Regions from separate parts of the Homo sapiens genome. Here region 2 is linked to region 1. Evidence: chromatin loops called from intact Hi-C (ENCODE). Cell type or tissue: K562. All regions are shown on one strand. Links, peaks and the distances in the headings refer to the core of each region. The heading gives the core; the rest is flanking DNA.

Evidence for each region. Peaks named below come from ENCODE experiments on the same cell type or tissue, not always from the same donor. Only the 100,000 strongest peaks of a DNase experiment are listed, where the experiment ranks them.
Region 2: it touches region 1 in a loop (5-fold over the local background); 7 of 110 quality-filtered maps call a loop at or near these places.

The regions. Positions count from the first base shown.
Region 1 is chr2:11,580,379-11,588,712 of GRCh38, reverse strand. It overlaps GREB1 (growth regulating estrogen receptor binding 1), which reads right to left. Exons shown (of 33, transcript NM_014668.4): 7 at 7,881-8,009; 8 at 3,439-3,552; 9 at 2,808-2,951. It also overlaps the pseudogene RN7SL674P. Among named protein-coding and RNA genes, the nearest start is that of MIR4429, 44 kb to the right of the region's middle. RefSeq lists a silencer at 4,208-4,297 and an enhancer at 5,676-5,970. In K562, for the core only: CTCF peaks have their summits at 4,276 (motif pointing right) and 5,817 (motif pointing right); DNase peaks (open chromatin) are centred at 4,302 and 5,822; H3K27me3 peaks cover 6,604 bases.
Region 2 is chr2:11,529,996-11,538,329 of GRCh38, reverse strand. GREB1 (growth regulating estrogen receptor binding 1) reads right to left here and starts at 4,285. Exons shown (of 33, transcript NM_014668.4): 1 at 4,076-4,285. RefSeq lists an enhancer at 1-191. In K562, for the core only: a CTCF peak has its summit at 3,429; no DNase peak of the experiment used is centred there; H3K27me3 peaks cover 4,778 bases.

The sequences.
Region 1 (8,334 bases), core at 21-8,020:
CTTGTGCACAGCTTACGGTCCCATACATGTGGGTTCTCTGGGGGTGAGGGCACTGAAGGAGATAGGTGAGCTGCGCCAGGTCCCTCGAGTGCCCTGTCCTGGGAAGCCTTGCTCATTGAGTGCACCTGCTCACCCTCCTGGAGCCTAGGATGAGAGGAGTCACCTTTTCTAACCAATGGGGCTGTGCCACTTGCTGGTTCATTTCGTCCAATCCTCTTATTTTTTACAAGTGAGGGGGCTGGAGGGAGGGACTTGCCCAGAGCCAAGCAGCCGCCACCTGTCACTCCTCCAGCACCACCAATGGGACACCTTGTGGGCAGAGCACCTTCCAGAGCTTCACTGGGTGCTGCCTGCCAGGTCTTGCCTCCCTGACTCCAAGCAGGGAGGATTCTGCCCTGCATTCTCCCAGGGCTGTCTGGCAAGGTGAGTTGGGACAATATATCACCACAGAGACCAGAAGACTGAGTCATTCTTTTTTTTTTTTTGAGACAGTGTCTTGCTCTGTCCCCGGGCTGGAGTGCAGTGGCGTGATCTCGGCTCACCACAACCTCTGCCTCCCAAGTTCAAGTGATTCTCCCACCTCAGCCTCCCGAGTAGCTGGGATGACAGGTGCGCATCACCACCACACCCGGCCAATTTTTGTATTTTTAGTAGAGACAAGGTTTCACCATGTTGCCCAGGCTGATCTTGAACTTCTGACCTAAAGTGATCTACCCGCCTCGGCCTCTCAAAGTTCTGGGATTACAGGCGTGAGCCACCGTGCCCAGCCCATCAGAAGATTCATTCTGAGGACAGCCCTCAGAGGTGGAATTGCCCAGGTCGGGTTCAAATATCTTTCCACCATTCTTTACCTACATGATGCTAAGCAAGAAGCTTAACTGCCCTAAACCTCAGTCTCCGCATTTGTAAAACCAGGTGAAGCGGTGAAGCTATCAAATCCTCTCGGGGCTGCTGAGCTCCCAAAGGTGGCGTGTGTGTGTGTGTGTGTGTGTGTGTGTGTGTGTGTGTGTGTGTGTGTTATCTTGTACTCCAGGTACTCCATTTAGTCACCAAAAATATATTTTCTGACTTCGGCTGTGTGTTATATGCAGATGTCCTGCTGGGCTCGGGGAGTAAAGCTGGTGCCTGGGGCACAGGTCACGTTCTCAAAGACACTGCTTCTCAAGGGCTTGCCAAACACTTGCTGGTGCCACCCAGGGCTTCTGATGCAGAAGTGGGGCCTGATTCTGATTCCAGGATGGGTCCATGAATTCACGCCTCTCATAAGCTCCGGGGCGATGCAGGTTCTGCCGGACCAAGGGCTACCATTTGGGTAGCACCATTTACAAATACTGCAGTGGGCAAGAGGCAAGGTAAAGAGTTGCTATAAAGGCAAGTATGTGACATTTGTCATAAAAGAGGGACAGAGAAGTGACAAGGGGGGCAGAGGAAAGGGAATCTAAGACAACTTCATGGAGAAGGCACAGAGCTGAGTCTTAAGGCCTCAGGAGGGCTTGGACATATGGCTGTGGGGAGCAGGAGTCCGGGAGACGAGGGCTTTACAGCGAGGGGTGCAGTGTAAACAGAGAGGCAGCGGAGGGAGCAGAGCACGCCTGAGAACCGAGAGGACAGTCTCTATTCTGAGATTGCTCGTGTGAGACGTAGACTTGCTGGGCTTTCTTTTCCGAGGTTCCTGGCTCAAAGCAGAAGCAGGTGACGCCCTGCCTGCACCTCCAAGCCCTGCACCCTGTCCTAGCTCTGTTTCCTGAGCACCGTGGTCTTCGGGCCTACCACAGACACGCCATGGCCACGTAAAAAAACACACACAACATGACTGAAAGAATGTTGGTCTTCATTTGAGGTAGACAGTGGGGCCCAGTGGAACTGCCTCGGTCATTGGTCCTGCGTCATGCTAAGGTCGAAACTCAGAGTTGCACTCTACTTCCTGAATACCCCGTCCAGTTTTTGTGTTTTAGGAAAAAGACATGCTCTTTCTTATTTCTTAATTAACAGTAGGGTGCTTCTCTCACTTTCCTACAATCCTCTCTACTCTATCTACAAGCATGATACCAAATGCAATAATAACGTATTTAAGAGGGGCCTGCGTGCACGGTGTGTGTGTGCCGTGCCCACGCGTGTATGTATGTGTGTGTTGCCATGTGCCAGCCATTCTGGTGCCTACATATCACCAGCCAAGCCCTGCTGAATCCCCCCAGGGTTTCCCATTGCAACATCCCCAGCTTCATCAAAGAGATTTCTTCAGCTGAGCCAAAAGTCTACCCCCACGTAGCGTACGTTAGCCCACTGCACAAAACAGATCAAATCTAATTTTGTTTGATGCTTCTACAGTGGTGACCACGGCTATCTTTGCCCAACCAAAGTAGATTTCATAGTCAAAAAATACTAGTGGCGTGGGTGATAACAGGAGACAACCCACCAGAGCGGAGCTCCTGCAGCCAGGGAGTGATTTGTTTTTTCCTAATCTTCGGCACTCAGCACCGGGTCTGGGACCACGGCAGAAGCTCAATGAAGCTGAGCAAACGAAGGAAAGAATGAGTGAACAGGCAAATAGACTTCATGGCAGGGAATCATTTCACCTGGACCCACTGTGGAAAGTTGTGACAAGCTCCATCATTCTTGGCATCTGATCAGGGGCTGAGCTAGTGACTGGCTCTGCCTTGTTCTTTCCTTGCCCTGGAAAGCATTTTAGGTTTGTCTCAGGAGGATACCCTTGGAGTCAGACCGGGATGAGGTCTCGCTTTTGCCTGTTTCTCATGCCTTCCTTTAGGTTCTCCCATCCCCACGACTCGGTGCACTGCTGTACTTGCCTTTAAATATCACTGGCTTGGCCTTGCATATTTTCAGCAAGTTGTCAGGAACAGACACTGGTTCTCCAGAGGCCACCACTGGAAAGGTGACTGAAGCTGGTCCCACCAAGCCAACCTGCGGCACGCAGGACATGCCTGCGCTCTCTAGGAACACCCAAGAATATTAGTGAAAACATCAGACAAGGCATCCACCTCTCACATACCTGACATCAGGCCAGCCAGCAAATCTGCTACCCTCTGACCAACGTCCCTGATTACAGGAGCACCAAACTCTTAGAGTCACAGATTCCTAAGGTCAACGGCACCTTTAAGTTCATTCCGCCCATCCTTCCCCCAGTAGTTCAGTCTCCTCTTCGATATCCCTGCCAAGTCATAAATAGCCCCTTTTAAAATTTCTCAAGGATCAGAGAACTCACTATCATACACGGATCCTAGACCTTGCAAAGCAATTTTAACATGTGAGAAAGAGGTCTTTTGTCACACCAAACTCTGCCTCCTTAGAACTCCCTCATCAGTACACACGCACATTCACACTCGTGCGCACGCACACACGCACACATACACACAACTGGCAGCAGCACTACCACCAGTACCCAAGTCTGGAATTCTGGGCAAGGCTGCCATCACTTACCATACTTAGCTCTGTTCCCACCACCTTGGGGGCAGCCACCATCTGGAGCTGATGGAGATTCTGGAGACCACCCTTTGTGGCGTTTTTTGGGGGGCCCGGAGTTTGACAAGATACCTAGACAATATTCAGAGTGTGGATTAGGCTATCACCAGGACAGGGCTCCAATAAAATTTACCCTTGGTTTGGAGAACAATGATCTGTTTTGTTTTGTTTTTTTTTTTCTAATCACAGATTCACGTGGGTTTTAAGGACCTAGTGAAATATCTATGCATAAGGAAATGTCAATTTTTGTAAATGTTTCATTCCGACCTGGACCGGTTCACCCCTCCTTAGGCAACCTGGTGGTCCTCCACTCCCGGGAGGTCACCATATTGATGCCAAACTTAGTGCGGACACCCGATCGGCATAGCGCACTACAGCCCAGAACTCCTGGACTCAAGCGATCCTCCAGCCTCAGCCTCCCAAGTAGCTGGGACTACAGGCACGCGCCACCGCGCCCGGCTGTAAATGTTTCATTCCAAAGTTGTGTGTGTGTCTAAACGATCTCTCTCTGAGCCCGAGCTCCTTCATCTTTAAAATAGGACACTAAATCCTACTCTGAAAGGTGGTTTGATCAGGACTAAAGAGAATGTATGTAGAGTGCTTTGTGCAACGAATTGTGGGGAGCTTGGACCCAATAAGGTAGCCAGAATTACCCACATCATCATCATCTTCACTACCATCATTATTGTTATCGACATATTCCAATACACTTCTGAAGGGCTGGAAGAGAGAAATATGTTTGTGCAGACAGGCGGCAGCAGTATTTGATCCACCACCACAGCTCCACCGCTTGGGGGCAGTACTGATCCACCTGTGCTCCCCTCCCTGCCCCAGCCTGGAAAGCTAATTTCAGACTCAAAAAAATCAAGTACAGAGCAGCGCATCCACTCCAATGAGTCATCCCCGCCCACTCTAGACAACAGCATGCTCATGACTCAAACTATCTTCGTGAATGGTTCAAAATATCAAGAATTGGTTTCCATAGTTTCTTGACTAACCAGACACAAAATTTCCCCTACATGCAGAGATTCATGTCTCAACTTCAACTGTACATTAAACTCAACCGGGAAACTTTTAAAACTCTGTCTGGATGCAATCTCATCCCAAGTAAACCAGAAGCCCAGCATGGGAGCAGGACCCAGGCATCCCAATATCTCAACGCTTCTTCTTGATTCTAACGCACAGCCCGGGTGGAGAAATACCAATCAGAGCAACGGTTCTCCAGGTGTGACCCGAGGCACTGCACAGAACCCCCATGGGCCTATTAAACCTGTGTGTCCCTGGGCCCTGCCTTGACCTCCAGAATCACATCTCTGGAAACGACAGTAAAAAAACACCATCCTTTGTAAGCCAGCCTGGTGATTTTTTTTTTCGAGACAGAGTCTCGCTCTTGTTGCCCAGGCTGGAGTGCAGTGGCGCGGCCTCAGCTCACTGCAACCTCTGCCTCCTGAGTTCAAGCGATTCTCCTGCCTCAGTCTCCCGAGTAGCTGGGATTACAAGCGCGCACCACCACACCCGGCCAATTTTTGTATTTTTAGTAGAGACAGGGTTTCACCGTGTTGGTCAGGCTGGTCTCAAACTCCTGACCTCAGGTGATCCGCCTGCTCAGCCTCCCAAAGTGCCGAGATTATAGGTGTGAGCCAATGCACCCGACCAGCCTGGTAATTTTTAAGCACGCTGCAGGGTGAGAATCATTGCTTTAGAGTCTCTCAAGAGTAAACAAAAAAAAAATTATCACTTCATTTGACTGACTGAAAGTAAACAAAAAGTTAAAAGCATAAAGTACTTTGTTTACAAAGAGCTTTCAAAGCCGTGGGCTCCTTTGGCCCTCCCAACAACCACTGACGCAGCTGCTGCTTTCCTCCTTCCTGTTTGCAGGGATGAGGCCTTAGACTCTGCAAACATCTGTCCCCAATTGCGATGGGAGACCCCCCACAGAGGCTAAGCAGCCAGCTCCTCTAAAAGCTCTACTGAACGACCAAAGGGGACAGGGCTTGGAATTGGATCTCAGTAAGGATTGAAGAGACGCAGATGTTTTCTCACTTTGGGAAGATAACCCTATAAATAGTTCTAAATAGACCCTAAGCCCGTGAGCTCTTCCCAAATGATGTCACCAGGAACTGCTCCCATGGTACCAATGTGGATCAACTATTTCTCAAAATGTCTCTTGGGGAGGTACTATTTGGCATTTTTTGGAGATGACTCATTATGTAGCCTGTTTGGTGCGGGACATTGTGCATCCTGCCCGCTCTGTCCCAGCACCAAATGCCAGTAAGACCCTGGGCCTGGGACAACAAATCCATCCTTTACCAGAACATTTCCTACCCCCGCCCCCAGGGGGCAGCACTTCTCCATTGCGAACCAGTGAGTGACAGGACTCTAGGCTTCAGTAAACTCCATGTGGTATTAGACGCAGTTTCTTAAAAATTGATTTTGAGCTCTCTCCCCAGAGCAGAGGAGAAGGCCCAGGAACTCCGACACTTCAGCTGTGCTCAACGCAACTCAACCCAGCCAGCGTCATGCCCTCTGGCGGAGCTCCCCAGCAGCTGGTACCAGCGGCTCCAAGATGCACATGACCAAGGCGCTGCCCTCGGGAACTGCACAGCGCCGAGGCCCCGATGGCCACATGTGGCTGCGGGACTGAGCCTGGGACGGCTGGGAGCCCCGTGAGCTCACAGGGGGCCCTCCTGCACAGAGCAGGTGCCCCCTGAACTAACCTCAGAAAGGCGATTTAATAGGCGGGTGGAGAGAGCAGCCCAGAGCCGGGACGCAGGCACAGAGCATGGAGACAGGAGGATGGGGCCATGGGGGTGGGGGAGCTCAACTGCCCAGGGTAGCCAAAATAGCAGGGAATGAGGTTCGGCAGGTGGGCTGGAGCCAGATTCTGGAACGGCTCGTGTTCCCCTAGGCAATTTGGAGGAGCTCCATCTCCCACACCCCTCCACGGAGCATGGCAAGGAAAATACAGTCAGTCCCACACAGAAGGCTTCCCAAGGCCACCTTCCCAGGTTCCCGGGCTGAAGGAGGCCCTCATCTCCCTGCTGTTCAGGGTGGAGGCTGGGGGTCCACAGACAGCCCAGAAGGGAGGCCGCAGCAGCGTGGCATCCCCAGCATCCTCATCCCCAGAGGTCCAGCTCTGCAGCCACAGGGTTGCCCCCAAATGCAGCACCGGCAGAGAAGCAGCAGTCCCTGGATGAAAGCAGAGGCTGCCTGGGGCTAGGCTGCTGCGGAGGACGGGACTCAGCTACTGCCTGGGTCTTGGCTGCTGTGGGTTTCGGACTCCAGGATGGAGGTGCTGGTTGGGAGGCCTCGGATTCTGTTCAGAAACTACCTTTGCCCCTTCAGTGAAGAGTTAGACAATTCACAAGATTTTCACCAGGGAGATCCTCCACCAGCACAGTGGAGTGGGAGCATGGAGACCTGCCTTGCCTCTCTGGACCTCTGTCTCCTCCTCTGTAAAACAGCGCTGGCCTAGATGGTTTCTAAGGGCTCCTCCAGTTTGATGTCTTAGATCTTCAAATCCAATTTAGCTGAGTGCATGATGGAGGAAAGAAAGACGAGAATGGCTTATGATGTGGCTCCAGATGAGCATGGTGGGGAGAGCACTGGACTGGGAGTCCACGAGCAGGTCCCCAGGTTGCTCCGCCCGTTCACAGCTCCCTCAAACCCTCCTCTGGCAGGAGGTCTGCTCAGCCCCTTCACTCACCCCTCTCATCCATATCCTCACCTCCTCATTCCCTCTTTGCTCCCTTTGTCCCTTTCCATCTCTACATGATGCTTCCCCAGCTTCTAAGTTGCAGCTCAGTTATCACCTCCTCCAGGAAGCCTTCCCTGAGCAGACGAGCCTCAGCAATGAGGCTGATTTGGATGAGAACAGCCGGTACCGATTAGTGAGCTGCCAGATGTGCTCTGACCTTTCATACAGCACCTCATCCCTCTTAACAACCCTTGGAGCAGAATTCTCATCTCCAGATGAAGAAACATTTATTGAGACTTGGCCAAGGTCCCCTGACTAACAAGAGACAGCGGTAGGTTTTGAATTCATATTTTTCTGATTCAGAAGCCCATGTTCTTCCCCAACAACACACTGCCCACTATTGCTCCAAAATTCTACCATCCTCCAGCTGTGCAGCCCATAGGACAGGTCACTCGCCATTACCACAGGTGTCTCACTGCTCCTTGGCACATACGGTAACTCCCAAGTGTCACTCATAGAGCACCAGGGCCTGGGCCCAGACCCACGGACTCAGGAGGCACCTGTGGTCCTGGCCTGACTCTCATGGAAGCCACATCAGACTCCAGGAGGCTCAGCGGCCCCAGCCCAGCAGCTCCCATGCCCCCTCTGGCCTTGGCCCAAAGAAGAGCAGGATCCCCAGGACGGCCAGGACAGGCAGAGCTACCTAAAGCCGATGGTCGCGGCAGGGCCAACAGGTTATTCTTTGCCAGTTGTTGGCACTTCGGGGAATCTTTGCCGTTGAAAACAGCCGGACCCATTGCTGCGTTTAGTGAGGGGTGATCAGAAGCTGGTCCTGAAAACAGATAGAAGGCAAAGAGGAGGGTCAGTTCACAAGAATGCCCTGGGAGCCAGGCAAGGAGGAAATCATTTTCCTTGCAGTTTCACAAACTAGCTTTTCCCCAGCAAGTCTCATCAGGAGGTCAGAATGCCCAACAGTGATTCTGCTACACTGAGAAGATACATGCAGACACATGCATACACACACACACCCCCATGCACGTGTACACACATACACACTTCTGCCTACACACAAGGATACACATGCACAAACATGTACACACATACACATGCACAAACACATGCCTATATACATGCACTCCCAGGAACATGCACCCTCC
Region 2 (8,334 bases), core at 13-8,012, 50 kb after region 1:
AGGAGAGTTCCCAGCTGTTCCTGGGCTCAGTCCCCAAAATTGCCAGGCGCTAAAGGGTAGAACTTGTGTGGTGGGCTTCTTCGTTCCCAGGCTGGGCAGTGCCTCCCTAGAAAGGGCAGTGGAGACCCCACCCATCCCTGCACCTTCATCGCCAGGCAGGGGTGGCACCCGCTGGAGGTTCTGCCCGAGCGAGCATCTGCAGCTCTGAAGCATCCCTAGTGCCAGGGCTTTACTCGTTGGGGAGGCACACTGTACGCGGTCTGTACGTGGAGTGCCCCGTGCCTTCTGCCACTCAGGGCACCGTGTGTGACGGTGGGAAACTGGAAACTAACAAAATACCCAGCAAAAAATGCATACTTAACACAGCCTGCAATAAATGCATAAAAGCTATGTGCATGAAGAGTTTGTCAATGATGCAGACACACTTAGGATACAACATTCAGCAAGATACATTTACTGTATAGAAAGATAGGTAGATCCTGCGGATAATTTTAAATTCTTATATATGAGATCATATATATTAAAATACATGTATGTATTTTATGTTAAAATAGTATATTTTATTTATAAATATATAAAATTTATATATTATTATATATTATATAAATATCATATATTTATCTAATATATGATATTTATGTAATATATAATATATAAAATATTTTTATATTTTTATATAATATATAAACTTATAACATGTTAAAATAGTATATACTATTTATTATATTTTTAGAGAAGGGAAGAGAGTTTAAGCAGTAGAGTTTTTAAGATGATGGGCTCTGGAGCCAGGTTTGGGTTTGAATCTTCACTTACTGGATATTAGACCTTGAGCAAGTTACTTAACCTTTATGTGCCTCAGTTTCCCCAACTGAAAAATGGGAGAAAAGTACTTGCTTCTTAGAGTTGTGTGGATTTAATAATTAGTATGTATAGGGTGCTTAGCATGGTACCTGGCACATATATAATATTATACATGCCAGGATAATAGTAACAATTCTTACCAATATGAAGCTTGCCACCTGTGAATAAATAAATTAAATGTGTAAAAGGGACTGAAAGAAAATGTCGGCCGGCGCGGTGGCTCACGACTGTTATCCCAGGACTTTGGGAAGCCAAGGCAGGCAAATCACCTGTGGTCAGGAGTTCAATCCCAGCCTAGCCAACATGGTGAAACCCCATGTCTACTAAAAAATGCAAAAATCAGCCAGGCGCGGTGGCGGGTGCCTGTAATCTCAGTTACTTGGGAGGATGAGGCAGGAGAATCTCTTGAACCCAGGAGGAGGAGGTTGCAATGAGCCACAATTCCAACACTGCACTCCAGCCTGGGCGACAAGAGTGAAACTCCATCTCAAAGAAAAATAAAAAAAAAGAAAATATCTATGGTACTTGCCTCTAAGAATTCAAGGTTTTTTAAAACATGCTTCTTTCAACTGTGCTGTAAATTGCTAACTTTTAAAATTGATGTAACTTACTATTATGAGGAGAAAATTAGCAAAGTTTGCCTTCATTAGGTGTGAATTGCAATGACTTTGAACCCACTATGCTTTCTAATTACTGTCAAAAATAGGCTTTTGATGTGAAAATAGCAATGAGGTACCTAAAGAGGAGAGAGCTCACCTCCAGTGTTAACTCCATCTGCTGTGCGGCTCTCTTCTCAGTTTAAATCTGCAATTCTTTGCTTAATGCCAGTATCTCTTCTTGCCATAAATCTCTTTGTTCTATTCTATACATAATGCTCTTCTACCCCTGGCCAAATCCTCTCCACATTAAACATGACAATCATAGCCACAGTTTGGCACTTTTTGGCATTTTTCTCTTTTTGGCCACAATGGCTAGGAGTGATAACTTTCAAAAAGCAGAAAAGTCTCTACCTATCCAACAAAATGCTCTAGAAACTATATAACCACCATTAATAAATAAATATGGCTTGGCTTTTACAAAATGTTTCCCTGAGAGGTTTCCAGATCACTAGAGAAGACAAAGCTTTACTGGGACAAATCATGCGGGGTTGGTGCTGCTGGCACTGCCTGGTTGCTGACTGCCTGGGGCACAAGCAGTGCCTCCGTATCCTGTCACACCTCCGACTCTGCACATGCTGTGTTCCCGCTGCCTCATCCCTCAAGACCCAGTTCAAGCATCTCTTCAATTGTGTGGTGGTTCTGACCTCCCGAAACTGAGCTGGGCATTCTCTTTGTGTCCCCACCACTCCTGTGTATGCTCCAGGCTTGCGGTGGTCTCCCAGGACCATGGTTAATCTGTGTGCTTCCCTCTCTCCCCTGCTGCCTGGGATCCCCAGGAGAGCAGAGAACATGCAGATGTACGCCCTTGGCCAATCACAGTGCCTAGGAAATAGAAGGTATCTGATAAGAGTTTATTTACAAGGTAGTGTTTGCATTTTACAGGGAAAAAAAAAAGAGTTCAGGGCAGCAAGAAGAAAGAAGATGAACAATTCCGACATCCATATCCAGGCAAAATGTAGACAGCCCAGAGATTTCAGAGATTTAGTGGGCACGGTCAGGAAGTGGGGAAGATAAAACAAATCATGTAAGTGGGGCTAATGCAACCTTTTTCTATACTCGTGAAAACCCAAGGACCCAAGCCTTCCCATCTAGTTAAAGACTTTCCTCAGCCTCTCCCCTTGAATCACCGAATCCTAGACTCTCAGACCTAGAAGTAACCAAAGAACTCAATCAATGTATTTCAATCAACACACACCTTATTTCTCTATTATTTATTTATTATTATTTTTTAAGTGTCATCCTGTGTGCCAGGCACTGGAAACTCGAAGAGTAAAGTCCTTTCCTTGTAAAAATGCTGTTTAATGGAAACAGACATTTAGATTATGGTATGAGAATTAACTTCTAATTCAACATGGTACCTGGCCCTTCCTGAGATGACCTTCAAAAGATACTGAATTAAAAATAAATAAATAAATAAATAAATAAGTGGGGTGAGGTATTTTAAGCCACAGTGATGAAAAGATGGAAGGGATGCCATTAGCTAACTAGAGGTTCAGGTTTCATAAACTTCCAGAAGCCAGACTAGAGAGGGAATGTGGAGCTGACACAGGAGAAGGGTGCATACCTGGGGGGACCAACTGGCCCTGAGGAAATGCAGAGACTCAGATACGCCAGACAAGTGTTGGGAGGAGTGCACAGCAGCGCTGGGACCAGGGGTCTTCTGTGAAATCCTGTCTACAGAGCAGGTAGCTCCTCTACCTCCCACCCCAGGGCCACATGCAGATCTCCCAGGAGCCAGGCGTTCACCCCAGGCAAAAAATACCGAAAGCTCTTCTGATACAAATTGAATCAACCAACAAGAACTAGAGCCGCTAACGCACAGTCTGGCATTCAGAGGCCTCCAGAATGCCAGCTGATTCTGTCCTGAGCACCCCAAAAGTGACACCTGCCAGACACCAGCGCCCCCTGTGGACACAACACTCCCAGTCAACCTTCTCTGCCTCACTCTTAAACACACATGAAAATCCAAGGGTCATGTAGCACTTAAGGAAGGAAACATGAAAACAACATCCAGGAGAAGAAACAGAAGAAAAGACACCAAAGCAATCAGAGAACAACCAGGTATATGTGAAGAAGAAGCACACATCCCCCTCTAATTACCATCCTCAGGAAGACTGAGGGCCACACTCTGTTTCCCAACCAACCCAATCACTGAGCCACTCAACAATCACACAAGAGGAGCTCTCACGGGTGAGCCTGTTGATCTGGCTTTACTGCTGAGGGGCCCCCAGGTAAACTGAAGAGCTGTGCAGAAAGGCTGGGGGTATGAAAGCCGCACGCTCCCCACTTCAGCACACAGGGTCAGCAAGAGTTGCAGTGATGTTCCCACATACAGTCAGTTCAGCTATAACGCTTGTTTTGAAACTGCAAATTTGTACGGACAGATTGACATATTACAGAACAATTTGAATACCTTGTGGGTTTTGTGTGTGCCTGGTGATTTCCTCTGCAAGAAACACAAAAGTAAGTTCAGAAAAATGGTGCCCAACTGACCCCAGCTGCTTGAGAATATACAAAAGGCGCACACACACCAGCCTCAAGCACCTACCACCTACCTCCAGTCACCACACGTGTTAAAAGCCATGTCCTTCCACACATGGTGTCAGAACTTTCCATAGGGCTCCAGGTCTCTGTCCTTCTTCCATTTGGCAGGTCCTCAAGAGCTGCAAGCCTTCCATTGAAAAAACTTTATTTCATTTACCTTTGCACTTTGAGGTAAAATCCCATCTCTACTGCAGTATTTATGTATCTCTTAACCATTTAGCATGTGTAAAACGGTGCTGCCCTTTTTATTAGGTTTTTATCTTTTTAAAAAATGTGTCATTGATGAAGTTTTTGAGAGCTGTTGCCCTAAGCCTGTATTCGTCATAAACCCTGCGGTTTTTATTGCCCAATCTTGCATGGTGCAATAATTTTTAGGAACACATATATCAAGTTATAGTAGAATTGATTATGTGTTTACATTTCTGCCTGCAAGCTACAATTTTCTCCTAGGGGAGAACATGGCGGGAGAGCATGGTGTGCAGATTCTAGTTTAGAAAATATGGTCCACACAACTGAATTTCACACCAGTCACCCCTAGTTCATTGTTTCTGGCTACCCCAAAACGTTCATCACCGGCTTGCCTTTCTCCCTGCACTAAGCTAGAATCTCAAAGAACCAATTGTTGGGTTTTGTTGGTAGCAATCTGTGTATCATCCATTTTTTCCTCCATCAAACACAAAATTAAATTCAAGCATAAATAATGAAATTGTTGTTCCCGGCTTCTGTTTACAGAGTCTCAGGGACGCTGTGGAGCTGGGTGTGCCTGGGTCCAGTCCCTGCCCCCTCACCCACCGGAGCTGTGTGACCTTGGACAGCCTCCCTCACTCCCTGAGCTCCAGTTTCCTCAGCCATAAACAGAGATAACAGTGCTGACTTCAAAGCTGACTTTGTGAGGATTAAATGAGATAATGTAGTAGAGTATTTAGTACTGTGGCTGGCACTTCAGTGTTTTCCCATTTATCTGTTTTTTTCAAGATGAGTGATCTCTTTGCTGATCATAAACATATTCCTCCATCTGTCTTGTGTTATTCGCCTGCATTGAAATCCCATCCCAATCCCCGTCTCTATTTGAAAGTGGAGCTTAAAAATTGCAAAAATGAATAATTGGGATGTGCAAAACCTCTTAACTTGTAGCACCAAGTTTTTTGTCTCATGTTGATCAGTCTCTCTCTTCTTGCATTTCTCTCCCATTAGTTTGGAGTTGCCATTCATTCCTTCATTTATTCATTCACTCAACAAACATTTATGGGTGCCTGGTATCTACTGGCTATGTGACTGACTTAACTTCCCAGAGCCTCAGTTTTCTTGGCAAAATGAAGATAATAATACCTCTATCATAAGGTTGTTGGAAGGCTTTCCATGACACCAGGACCGTAAAGCACCTTTTACACCGTCTGCCATATGGCAGGTGCTCAACAAAGGATATCTTTAAGCAGTATCATCACGATGACAATGGACAAGCCATATCCCTAACAGGGCTTAAACCTGGATAACAAGAACACTGTTTCCACTGCGCTAGTGGGGACAAGCACACACATCGCTGGGAAGATCTGCAAGCCTCCCTCCTCCCACAGACCCAAACATGCTGCTGCAAATGTCTCACTGGCTACAAAACAATGAGTCTGATTACGACCCACAGAAATGAAAAGGCAGCAAACTTGTTTAGGTATGATTCATCATTGTCTGCTGCGGCAATCAGAAGTATTTTGGTTGCTTCTAGGTCAGAATGACCCAGTTGCCACACTTTTTTTCACTGCTAAAGTTCGTAATGAACCTTTAAACAAAAACTAAAGGCGTAAGGAAAGATAACTACTTTGTGGCTTTTGCTCAAAGTGAGGACGTTATCAGCTCTGCCCTTCAGAAGCAAGCCCTGATCAAGGAAACCATTCACACTTGATTTTCTTTATTTTATTGGCCACAATTGAACATAGGTATAATTTTCATGAACCTCCCTCGCTCCAAGACCAGAGCTCCTAGGAAGTTGTCTTTCCCATCTGTTTCCCGGCCCCTACCAGAAATAAGTGCCATGAGAGTGTTGACTGATGAAGGGCTCCTATACGCGGGTTGATTTTCAAGCAGTTAAGAAGCAAGAATTAATGACTCGAATATATGATCTTTGCTAAACTCTTCAGGAATAAATGAACATTTCCCACTTTATTCTTGCTAATGTTGACTCCTTAGCAAAGATAATTTCAACATATTTAATATGGCATATTCAAATGACAGAAAGTACGAAACAATAGTAGAAAGCAGAGAAAAGTATATATAAAGAGAGAAAGCGGTATCATTCACATCTTTAACACCTAATCTAATTGTAATTTTCTTAAATGCATAGAAAAAAGACTGGGAGGAAATACACTAAAATGTTAACAGTGGGTATTTTAAAACAAGAATTAGGCGAGGTGCGGTGGTTCATGCGGTAATCCCAGCACTTTGGGAGGCCGAGACGGGTGGATCACTTCAGGTCAGGAGATCAAGACCAGCCCGGCCAACAGGGCGAAACCCTGTCCCTACTAAAAATACAAAAATTAGCTGGTCATGGTGGCAGGTGCCTATAATCCCAGCTACTTGGGAGGCTGATGCAGGAGAATCGCTTGAACCCGAGATGCCAAGGTTGCAGTGAGCCAAGATGGTGCCACTGTACTCCAGCCTGGATGACAGAGCAAGACTCTATCTCAAAATAATAATAATAATTAATTAATTAATTAAATGTTTAAAAATAAAATAAAAGCAAGAATTATACGCAATTTTTTTTTCTTGTTTCTAATCATCTGTATTTTCTAAATTTTTTACAAATGATCACATGCATTTTTTATAAACAGCTTTTTTGGGGTAAATTATAATCATGAAATTCCGTCAAGCTTGAATCTCTCTGTAGGCTGCACAACGTGGAACAGATGAAAGGAACCAAATGCTGGAGTCGCACCAACCTGGCTCTGCCTATCTCCAGCAGGCAAGTCACTTAACCTCTATACAATTAGTGGTCTGAACTAAACCAGCTCCTTGGCAGCCTAGGCTCTAGCTCAACATCTGCTTGTATGCGTCAAGCAACTACACTCCCACAGTAAACTGGGAACCTACTGGGAGCTAAATAGAAGCAAATATCCCCAGGCCTGGGTGACACTGACTGAGCTGACCTCCAGTACAGGGCCTGAGGCCACTCAGGAAGCAGCCAGGGCACCTGCCCACACCCTCCAAACAGGCCCACCTACCTAGGGAACTCTTTCTCCCTGGCACTAGGCTAGTTTTGGGGGGGTTAATGGAGTTATGGACTGGGATGGGCAGCCTTGTACAAAGGGCTTCTCTGGCCAGAGAGAGCCGGTGTCTGCTCCGCAAACACCAAACTTCCCCACCCTTCCTGGCCAGCCTCAGATCCTATTTCCCCCACACAGCCTTCCCACATTGGCCAACCCTCACTCTAACCCCTTTTTAAAAATTGTGTGTATTAAACTTAAGTAGATACAAAAGAATATTGGTATGTATGTTGCACAGACTCATGATATGATGAACACCATGCACCACATGCAGGTTCTGGTGAAGGTGCACTTCATCATCGTCTTTGAAGTCCCCTTCTTGTCCTCCATCCCTGCCCCCCATTAACTCACATCCTGAATTTTATGTTTATTTTTCCCTTGCTCTTCATGATTTTAACAACATGATGGATTTAATTGTAACTTAATTTTTTTTTTTTTTTTTTTTTGAGACCGAGTCTCGCTCTGTCCTCAGGCTGGAGAGCAGTGGTGCAATCTCAGCTCACTGCAACCTCCGCCTCCCGGTTCAAGCGATTCCCCTGCCTCAGCCTCCTGGTAACTTAACTTTTAACCTAAATTTTAACATAGATTTTACTTTTTTTTTTTTTCCTATTTGGCAAAGATCAACTTTAGTGTGCATAAGAATCACCTAGGGCCGGGCGCACTGGATCACACCTGTAATCCCAACACTTTGGGAGGCCAAAGTGGGTGGATCACTTGAGGCCAGGAGTTGGAGACCAGCCTGGGCAACCTGGTGAAACCCCATCTCTACAAAAAGTGCAAAAATTAGCTGGGTGTGGTGGCTTGCACCTGTAGTCCCAGCTACTAGGGAGGCTGAGGTGGGAGAATAGTTTGAGCCCAGGAGGTTGAGATTGCAGTGAGCCAAGATGGTGCCCCTGTCCTCCATCCAGCCTAGACAACAGAGTGAGACTCTGTCTCAGAAAAAAATAAAATAAAATAAAATAAAATAAAAAATCACCTAGGGGTCTTATTAAAATGCAGATTCTATTTCAGTACCT